2 separate regions of the Homo sapiens genome follow, and region 1 is linked to region 2. Evidence: read pairs that join two places in POLR2A ChIA-PET (ENCODE). Cell type or tissue: CD4-positive, alpha-beta T cell. All regions are shown on one strand. Region 1 overlaps MORC3 (MORC family CW-type zinc finger 3). Region 2 overlaps DOP1B (DOP1 leucine zipper like protein B).

Region 1 (5,000 bases), 68 kb before region 2:
TTGGAGCAATACCATTTTTCAGGAAGTTGATCCATCCCATCAGGTAATTTCCGCCACTTTAGACAGGCATCACACTGAACCCATGTCTGATCAGGACGCTTCCTGTCCCAAAACAAGAACAAAATATTAACACAGAAATATGGACTCTAAATACTTCATCAGATGTTCCACATCATTTCTACCACAAGATGCCATTATTTAATTCCTTTCCTAAAAATTATGACGTAACTCTTTCAAAATTAGGCTGGGTGCGACGGCTCATGCCTATAATCCCAGGAGTTAGAGACCAGCCTGGACAACATGGTGAAACCCTGTCTCTACAAAAAAACACAAAGATTAACTGGGAGTGGTAATGCACACCTGTGGTCCCTGCTACTTGGGAGGCTGAGGTGGGAGGATTGCTTGAGCCCAGGAGGCAGAGGTTGCAAAATCATGCTACTGACCTCCAGCCTAGGCTACAGAGTAAGATCCTGTCAAAAAAAAAAAAAAAAAAAAAAAAAGGAGAGGAAAGGAAAGGAAAAGAAAAGAGAAAAGGCAAGGCAAGGCACGGTAGCTCATGCCTATAATTTGGGAGGCTAAAGCAGGTATTTTTTAGAAATACATTTTAAAAACAACTATTTTGAGCTGGGTGTGGTGGCATACACCTTAGTCTCAGATACTCAGGAGGCTGAGGTTGGAGAATCGCTTGAGCACAGGAGTATGAGGCCAGCCTGGGCAACATAGTGAGACCCCATCTCTCAAAAATTAAACACAACCATTTTGGTTACCTTCAAAAGATTAAAAGTCACAAGCCAATTTGAACAATGTGACTTATGTCTTAATAGCATTAAATTTTTTCTATAACTTAATATTTCAAATGCCTTGCCCTGAACTTTATGTTTAGTGTCTACAATGTTAAATCTACAATATATTGTATTTATTAGCATAATAAATCACTCAAGTCCAGAAAACAGAATTCTGTTGTTATAATTTAAGTAACTTTAAATAAGACACTTTTGCCCTCTTATTTCTGAATAACTAAAATTAGTATACTTTTAGTTTACAAAATGCTTTCATATTTTTCTCATTTAAAAATCAAGGCTGGGCGCGGTGGCTCATGCCTGTAATCCCAGCACTTTGGGAGGCTGACGCGGGTGGATCATGAGGTCAGGAGATCGAGACTACCCTGGCTAACACGGTGAAACCCCATCTCTACTAAAAATACAAAAAATAAGCCATGCGTGATGGCGGGTTCCTGTAGTCCCAGCTATTCAGGAGGCTGAGGCAGGAGAATTGTATGAACCCAGGAGGCAGAGCTTGCAGTGAGCCGAGATTGCGCCACTGCACTCCAGCCTGGGCGACAGAGCAAGCCTCTACCTCAAAAACAAAAAAAAAAGAAAAATCACAATAATTCCTGTAAAGAACTTGTATATATTCTTTTATTTTTTTAATTATTTTTTGCTTCTACTTTATTTATTTATTTTTTTAAGAGATAGGTCTCACCACGTTGCCCAGCCTGGTCTCCAACTCCTGAGTTCAAGCAATCCTTCTGCCTTGGCCTCCCAAAGTGCAGGGATTACAGGCGTGACCCACTGGATACAGCCTATGTAGACTTATTTTACATATGAAAACTTCACCTTAATGTCAATAGCTTTTTAAATCTAGTTTTATTTCATTTTATTTATTTTTTTTGAGACAGAGTTTCACTCTTTTCGCCCAGGCTGGAGTGCAATGGTGCAATCTCGGTTCATTGCAACCTCTGCCTCCCGGGTTCAAGCTATTCTCCTGCCTCAGCCTCCCAAGTAGCTGGGACTACAGGTGTGCACCACTATGCCTGGCTACTTTTTGTATTTTCAGTAGAGACAGGGTTTTACCATGTTGATCAGGTGGGTCTCAAACTCCAGACCTCAAGTGATCCGCCCGCCTCGGTTGGCCTCCCAAAGTGCTGGGATTACAGATGTGATCCAACGTACCTGGCCTGCTTTTTAAATCTAGCTTTGAAAAAGCATTTAGATATTTATAAACAACTTCAAAACAGGATGAGCGCGGTGGCTCACGCCTGTAATCCCAGCACTTTGGGAGGCCAAGGCAGGCAGATCACCTGAGGTCAGGAGTTCAAGACCAGCCTGGCCAACATGGTGAAACTCTGTCTCTACTAAAAATACAAACATTAGCCAGGCGTGGTGGCACACGCCTGTAGTCCCAGCTCCTCGGAAGGCTGAGGCAGGAGAATTGCTTGAACCCGGGAGGTGGAGGTTGCAGTGAGCTGAGATTGCGCCACTGCACTTCAGCCTGGGTGACAGAGTGAGACTCCATTTCAAAAAAAAAAAACCAAAAAAAAAAAAACCCAACCAACCAACCAAACAAATCCGAAACTTCAAAACAATCTAGAGGTTTATAAAGCATAACTTTATACTTTATAAACTCCTTGTCTCAGGAAATTACCACTGCTAATTTTTAAAATACTAGCAGAAATTTTCTATGCTTATAAAGTATGCATGTGTATACTGACACATTAAAAAAATACAAGCTGGGCACGGTGGCTCATGCCTATAATCCCAGCACTTTGGGTGGGAGGATCACCTGGACCCAGGACATTGAGACCAGCCTGGGCAACACAGGGAGACCCCACCTGTATAAAACTTTTTTTAAATATAAAAAAATTGAAAAGTACGATGGGAAGTCTATACACTGAGCTGCATCTTTCTTGTTTTTCATTATATATCTTGGTTATCTTTGTAATAATGTATAAATTATGAATAATATGTATAATGTATAAATTATGTATAATAATGTATAAAGAACACACAGATAAAGAACACACAGATATTGTTCATTCATTCATTTATAGGACTGTTATCCTGTGATGTGTTACTAAGTGACTGTCAGGCATATTATTTAATTCATATAATTCGAGGAGGCAAATGCTCTTAATGTTCCCATTTTATACACAAGAAAATGGAGGCTTACAAGAGGCCAAGTAATATGTTCAATGCCACATGGCTACTTAAGCAGAATGAGAATATGAACTCAAGTTGGGTTTCAGCCCCATCATCCTAATGATACACTATACCAGTGTTTTTCAAACTATTATATAATCCATCCATAGCATCTTAAAATGAAATAACATTAACATGCATCACATATGGGTAAACATTGTTTTATGGATGTTTTGTGTGCATGTATACAGGTTTACATTCTATTCACTGATTTTGCAGTGCGCTAATTCATGTTGCAGAATTTATTCCTATGAGTTACAGTCCTAAGTTTGTGAAACATTGTACAATCCCTTTACTCTCTAATACCACATCTTGATATCTAAGTGAAATGATATGTTTTAAAAATGTACTTACTGTATATCTTCAACTGGCAAATTTAGAGGATATTCTGTATTTTTCTTCACTTTCATTTCATTCCAGTAATCATTCAGCTTTTCTCCTAGTGCTGTTATTGTAAGTCTTAAAAAGTAAATCATAAAATCAAGAAAAAATTCTTTTCAAACATAAATCATAAATAATCTAGTAATGAGTACATAGACACTGTGAAGAGAAAAAACTCCAAAACATATAGTTAATAAAGAACATTCAAGGTATAGGTGACCCTTGAACAACACAGGTTTGAACTGCACTTATACACAATTTTCTTTCAATAAATTAGAAAATTTTTTAGAGAGTTATAACAATTTGAAAAAAACTTCCAAGAACTGCATTGCCCAGAAATATCCAAAAAATTAAGAATAAGTTAGATATGTCATGAATGCATAAAACATGCAAATACTAGTCTATTTTATAATTTACTACCATAAAATATACACAAAGCTATTTAAAAAGTTAAAATTTATCAAGACTGAAGCATATACAGACTGTAGGTGGTTTCATTTGCAGTCAAGAGAAATGTAAACAAAGATGCAGTCTTAAATTATAACTGCATAAGATTAATTATATACATACAATATTATTATAGTAATTTCATAGCCACCTCCTGTTGCTATTTTGATGGGCTCAAGTTTTTTATTTGCTTCAAGTGCCTTATGACATGCTTATCTCCATGTAAGCATCTCCAAGAAATTTTATATTGCAGTAAAAATCGTTTAGTGCAATACTGTAAACCTTGAAAAACACCACAGGACCCACACGAACTGCCACTAGTGATGCCAGTTGTTTTCCCAAGAAGCAAAGTCATAATATAAGAAAAAGTATAAATTGCTTGATATGTAGGTTGAGGCGCCTGAGTAGCTGGGGCCACAGGCACTTGCCACCACACCTGGCTAATTTTTTTTTTTTTTCATTTTTTGTAGAGACAGGGTATTGCTTTTTTGCCCAGGCTGCTCTCGAACTCCTGGCCTCAAGCTATTCTTGTCTCAGCCTCCCAAAGTGCTGGGATTACAGGGATGAGCCACCATGCCCAGCCTGTTTGAACAGGTTTTTAATGCAAACAAAAGTACTCTATTCTGGGAAAAAATGCCACAAAGAACACTTATTAGCAAAAAAGAGGAGCATAAACCAGGATTTAAGTCCAAGAACGGACAGGCTAACCCTACTGCTTTGTGCAAATGTAGTCAGGTTTATGATCAGGACTGCCATTATCTATAAAGATGCTAACCCTTAAGCCTTGAAGAGAAAAGACAAACACCAGCTGCCAGTCTTTTGGTTGCACAAATAGAAGGCCTGGATGAGAAATTCTTTTTCTGACTGGGTCTATTGATGCTTTGTTCCTGAAGTCAGGAATTAACTTGCCAGTAAAGGACTGCCTTTTACAGTTCTTTTGATATTGGACAAGGTACCCTGGCCACCCATAACCCCATGACTTCAATACCAAAGGCATCCAAGTGGTCTACTTGTCCCGAAACACAATGTCTCTAATTCAGCCTCTAGATAACAAGGAGGGTCATAAGACCTTTAAGGCTCATTACACACAGCAAATCTACGGAAAAGATTGTTAACGCTGTGGAAGACAATTCTGACAGAGAAAACATCATGAAAGTCTAGAATAACGATGCCATTATTAAGTACAGAAAAAGC
Region 2 (5,000 bases):
ACCCACTAATCCACACTCTGTCTCATCGTGGACATTCCATATAAGCAGAATCATACACTATATGTTCCCTTGTTTCGAGCTTTCACTTAGCATCATATTTTCCGGTTCATCCAGATTCCAGCGTGTCTCAGTTCTTCAATTCTTTTTGTTGCTGAACCGTATTCCACTGTATGGATATGTCACATGATCTGCCTGTTCATCAGCTGATGGCCATTTGGGTTGTCTCTACTTCTTGCCTATTATAAATAATGTTGCTATGCACATTCACATATATCGGAACCCACTTTTTTGTTTTTTTGAGACAGTCTCGTTCTGTCGCCCAGTCTGGAGGGCAGTGGTGCAATCTTGGCTCCCTGCAACCTCCACCTCCCAGGTTCAAGCAATTCTCTGCCTCAGCCTCCCGAGTAGCTGGGATTACAGGCACCTGCCACCATGCCTGACTAATTTTTTTGTATTTTTAGTAGAGACGGGGTTTCACCATCTTGGCCAGGCTGGTCTTGAACTCCTGACCTCGTGATCCACCTGCCTCAGCCTCCTAAAGTGCTGGGATTACAGGCATGAGCCACTGCGCCTAGCCTCCACTTTTTTTTGGTTTGAGATGCAGTTTCGCTCTTTCGCCCAGGCTGGAGTGCAGTGGTGCGATCTCGGTTCACTGCAACCTCCGCCTTCGGTTTCAAGCGATTCTCCTGCCTCAGCCTCTTGAGTAGCTGGGATTACAGGTGCCCACCAATACAGGCAGCTAATTTTTGCATTTTTAGTAGAGACAGGGTTTCACCATGTTGGCCTGGCTGGTCTTGAACTCCTGACCTCATGATCCGCCTGCCTCGGCCTCCCAAAGTGCTGGGGTTACAGACATGAGCCACTGTGCCCGGCCTCTTTTTTTTTTGAGGGGGAGTCTCGCTCTGTTGCCTAGGCTGGAGTGCAGTGGTGCGATGTCGGCTCACTGCAACCTCTGCCTCTCGGGTTCAAGTGATTCTCCTTCCTCAGCTTCCGAAGTAGCTGGGATTACAGGCGCCCACCACCACATCTGGCTAATTTTTGTATTTTTTTTTTTTTTTGAGATGGAGTCTCGCTTTTGTTGCCCAGGCTGGAGTGCAATGGCAGATGGCATGATCTTGGCTCACTGCAACCTCTGCCTCCCAGGTTCAAGCGATTCTCCTGCCTCAGCCTCCCAAGTAGCTGGGATTACAGGCATACGCCACCATGCCCAGCTAATTTTGTATTTTTAGTAGAGATGGATTTTCTCCATGTTGGTCAGGCTGATCCCAAACTCAGGTGATCCAACCACCTTGGCCTCCCAAAGTGCTGGGATTACAGGTGTGAGCCATCGCGCCTGGCCTAATTTTTGTATTTTTAGTAGAGACAGGGTTTTTCACCATGTTGGCCGGGCTGGTCTTGAACTCCTGGCCTCAAGTGATCCACCCACCTTGGCCTCCCAAAGTGCTGGGATTACAGGTGTGAGCCACGGTACCTGGCCTAATTTTTGTGTTTTTAGTTGAGACAGGGTTTCGCCATGTTGGCCAGGCTGGTCTCGAACTCCCAACCTCAGGTGATCCACCCGCCTCAGCCTCCTAAAGTGCTAGTATTACACGTATGAGACACCACGTCCGGCCCAAACCTGCTTTTTAAAAACTAAAAGACTTTCTTTTGCAGAACAGCTTTAGGTTCACAGCAAAATGGAGTAGAAAGTAGTTCCCGTACATCCCATCCTACATACATACAAGCCTGCCGTATTATCAACATCCTGCACCAGAGTGGTACATTTGTTAAAACTGAAGAGCCTCTACTGACTCACTGTTATCCTCCCAAGTCCAGAGTTTACATCAGGGTTCACTCTTGGTGGTGTACATTGTATGGATTTGGAGAAATGGACAATGACATGGATCTACCATTATAGCTCTGTATGCAATAATTTCACTGCCCTAAAAATCCTCTGTGCTTCACCCATTCATCCCTGCCTCCCTCTCCCCAACCCCTGGCGACCACTGATCTTTTTACTGTCTCCATGGTTTTGCCTTTTCCAGAATGTCACATGGTTGGAATCATACAGTGTGTAGCCTTTTCAGACTGGCTTCTTTCACTTAGCAATGTGCATTTAAGAGAACCCGCTCTTTAACCACAAACATTTCTATATGATTACTCTCTTTGTGGGGGTAGGAGAGAGAGAAATAGCCTCTGGGGCTGGTCATGAAATTAAACAAATGAGCAGCTGTGCTAAGCCGGCAGGAAACATAAGCCTATGGGGCAAAGTGAATCGGAGATGGCAGGCTCCAAATAAAGGCATTTGTATCTAACTAAACACAGACAAAAAGGTCTACACAAAGGCAGTGAGGAGCACCAGTGGGTAAGCCCTGTTTTATAAGCATTCAGTAGCAAAAACCACACACACACACACACACACACACACACACACACACACACACACACACACCATAGAAACACATTCATAAACACTCCTGTGAGCCAAATTTGCAGAGCCACAGATGTTGCAAGTAATCTGAAACTTGGTATTCCGAGCTGGCTTAGCTGTCACTAGAAACCCAGATGGTGGTTTCCCATAAACTGTACATGAAAAACAAGTGAAAGTGCTTAAAAGGAAAAAACAAAATCTCTTACTTCAAAAAGGACACACGATCCTATCTGACTTACATTTGAAATAATGGCATCTTGTCAGGTGGAAAAGAAAGCGCTGTGTCCAAGAATTTGCAAGCTGATAAATACAAGATGAGTTCACTCTGGGGTATCTCCCCCACTGAGGGTCCATTTGCATCCGGGACTGAAACTTTCGTTCTGTTTACTTTGTTGGTGCTTCTATAAATTTGCAAAGAAACGCTTGTTATAAATTCATTCAGATCTGTTATAGTCCATTCACCTATGACCTGTCCCTCAGAAGAATTTTCTTTTTAAGAAATTTTTGGAATAGCTGGTCCTTTCACAAGTACTTCAAGATAACAGCATTTAACATTAGACAACTCTATATCTAAAGTGACGTGCTTTAATCGTGACTATCTTTTCCTCTTGTGTACAGATCTTGTACTGCTTACCTCAATGACTCATCTTCATCTTTTAGATCTTCTTCAAGCTGTGTGAATGTCTGAATCTGAAAAAAAAATGCATTCAAGTTACTATCTGAGACAGATTAAATCTACCCAAATATTTTTTTTTACTTATTTTTAAAAATCGATTAATTTATGAATGAATGAATAAGACGGGGTCTTACTCTGTCACCCAGTCTGGAGTGCAGTGGTACAATCATGGCTCACTGCAGCCTCAACCTTCTGCAGATGCAACTTCCCGCCATGCCGAATTAATTTTTGTATTTTTTTGTAGACAAGGAGTTTCACCATGTTGCCCAGGCTAGTCTCGAACTCCTGGGCTCAAGTGATCCATCCACCTTAGCCTCCCGAAGTGCTGGGATTACAGGCATAAGCTACCACGCCCAGCCCAAATTTATATGTATATAAAAAACTAGTAAGTATTATCAAATGGTACAAGTTAGTTGGAATAACTGACAGGGTGAGAGATCAAATATGATCATAGAGTAAAATATTCTCTGTTTAACCAAGAGCTAACCATGTGCTACCAACCTGATTAAAAATAACATTTAGATAAAATGGGATACATAGGAAATAGTACGTTATGTTACTGAAAAAGCATTTTAAAAAGCTCCAACCTTGCTTTCAAACTTACAATACTTGTACTCACCAATTCAGAGACCATTATTGGCCACAATGAAGTCAAATGTTGAGGAGATATTCTTAGCAGCAAAACTCTGAAAAAAAGAAACATCTGAGCAGCAACTATGGATGTCTGTCCAACTCTGAGATTGTCTGTCAGGCGTTCTAAGGAAAGAAGATTGTAAAGATGTTACACAAATATGCAGTTTAGGGTTTCTTATCAGACAAAGAAAAATAAAACTGTGACTGTTCTGACATTCTAGTAACAACCCAGTGTAAGGAATGAGTGTTACAGGCCAGGCTTGGTGGCTCGCACTTGTAATCCCAGCACTTTGGGAGGCCGAGGCGGGCGGATAACAAGATAAGGAGTTCGAGGCCAGCCTGGCCAATATGGTAAAACCCCATCTCTACTAAAAATACAAAAATTAGTCGGGCGTGGTGGTGGGCGCCTGTAGTCCCAGCTACTTGGGAGGCTGAGGCAGGAGAATCGCTTGAACCTGGGAGGTAGAGGTTGCAGTGGGCCGAGATCACACCACTGCACTCCAGCCTGGGTGACAGAGTGAGACTCCATCTCAAAAAAAAAAAAAAAAAAAAAAAAAGAATGTTAGGAGATGCTTTTGTGCAACTAGTCCACCCCAGCCCTCTTCTTTGTGAAATACAGCAGTTCATGGCTCTTGCCAAACCTAAGGAAATGATTCCCACAGGCCGTCCCCCTGCCACAGCTGAGTAGAAAGACATGAACATCTGTCACCAGAAATCCACTGGATGACCAACAGCCATTTCAATGTTCTTTTAAGAATATGAATGAGGAGACGCAGAAACCAAGCAGCCCATGGTGAGGAATGGACTTACACAATCATATGGACTGGCTGGCAGACAACACCATATTTTGAGGGTGGTGGGTGGGAAGCGGAGCAAGTAAATATAACAGATTTACTGAGTAAGGTTTAAACTTGATGGCCATGACAAAAACTTTCATTCCTATGGAGGGAAAAGTGTTTCAAATAACACTCTCTAGCCCCTAACACTCTCCCCTGCTTCTCCCCTGAAATGTCTTGTTTGTAGAATGAGACTTTTTTTTTCTTCCATAGCTTAAGGTTTCCTAGGAATGTAACAAATTGCTACAGCAAACAGCTGAATGGTAGTCATGCTAGCTAAGATCGGCTGTAGTACATTAGTACATTAGTATATTAGTAATAAATTTTTTTTTTTTTTGAGATGGAGTCTCACTCTGTTGCCCAGGCTAGAGGGCAGCAGAGCAGTCTCCGCTCACTACAACCTCCGCCTCCCGGGTTCAAGCAATTCTCCTGCCTCAGCCTCCAG

Evidence for each region. ChIA-PET counts read pairs that join two places held together with the same protein. Peaks named below come from ENCODE experiments on the same cell type or tissue, not always from the same donor. Only the 100,000 strongest peaks of a DNase experiment are listed, where the experiment ranks them.
Region 1: POLR2A ChIA-PET joins it to region 2 with 6 read pairs; 8 of 35 experiments call an interaction of 5 or more read pairs at or near these places.

What each region holds. Positions count from the first base shown.
Region 1 is chr21:36,355,057-36,360,056 of GRCh38, reverse strand. It overlaps MORC3 (MORC family CW-type zinc finger 3), which reads right to left. Exons shown (of 17, transcript NM_015358.3): 10 at 3,333-3,437; 11 at 1-102. Among named protein-coding and RNA genes, the nearest start is that of CHAF1B, 28 kb to the left of the region's middle. In CD4-positive, alpha-beta T cell, no CTCF peak of the experiment used is centred here; no DNase peak of the experiment used is centred here.
Region 2 is chr21:36,286,856-36,291,855 of GRCh38, reverse strand. It overlaps DOP1B (DOP1 leucine zipper like protein B), which reads right to left. Exons shown (of 37, transcript NM_001320714.2): 33 at 3,706-3,842; 34 at 3,045-3,100; 35 at 2,650-2,811. Among named protein-coding and RNA genes, the nearest start is that of MORC3, 31 kb to the left of the region's middle. RefSeq lists a silencer at 2,014-2,063. In CD4-positive, alpha-beta T cell, no CTCF peak of the experiment used is centred here; DNase peaks (open chromatin) are centred at 2,485 and 3,025; H3K4me3 peaks cover 1,340 bases; H3K27ac peaks cover 1,622 bases.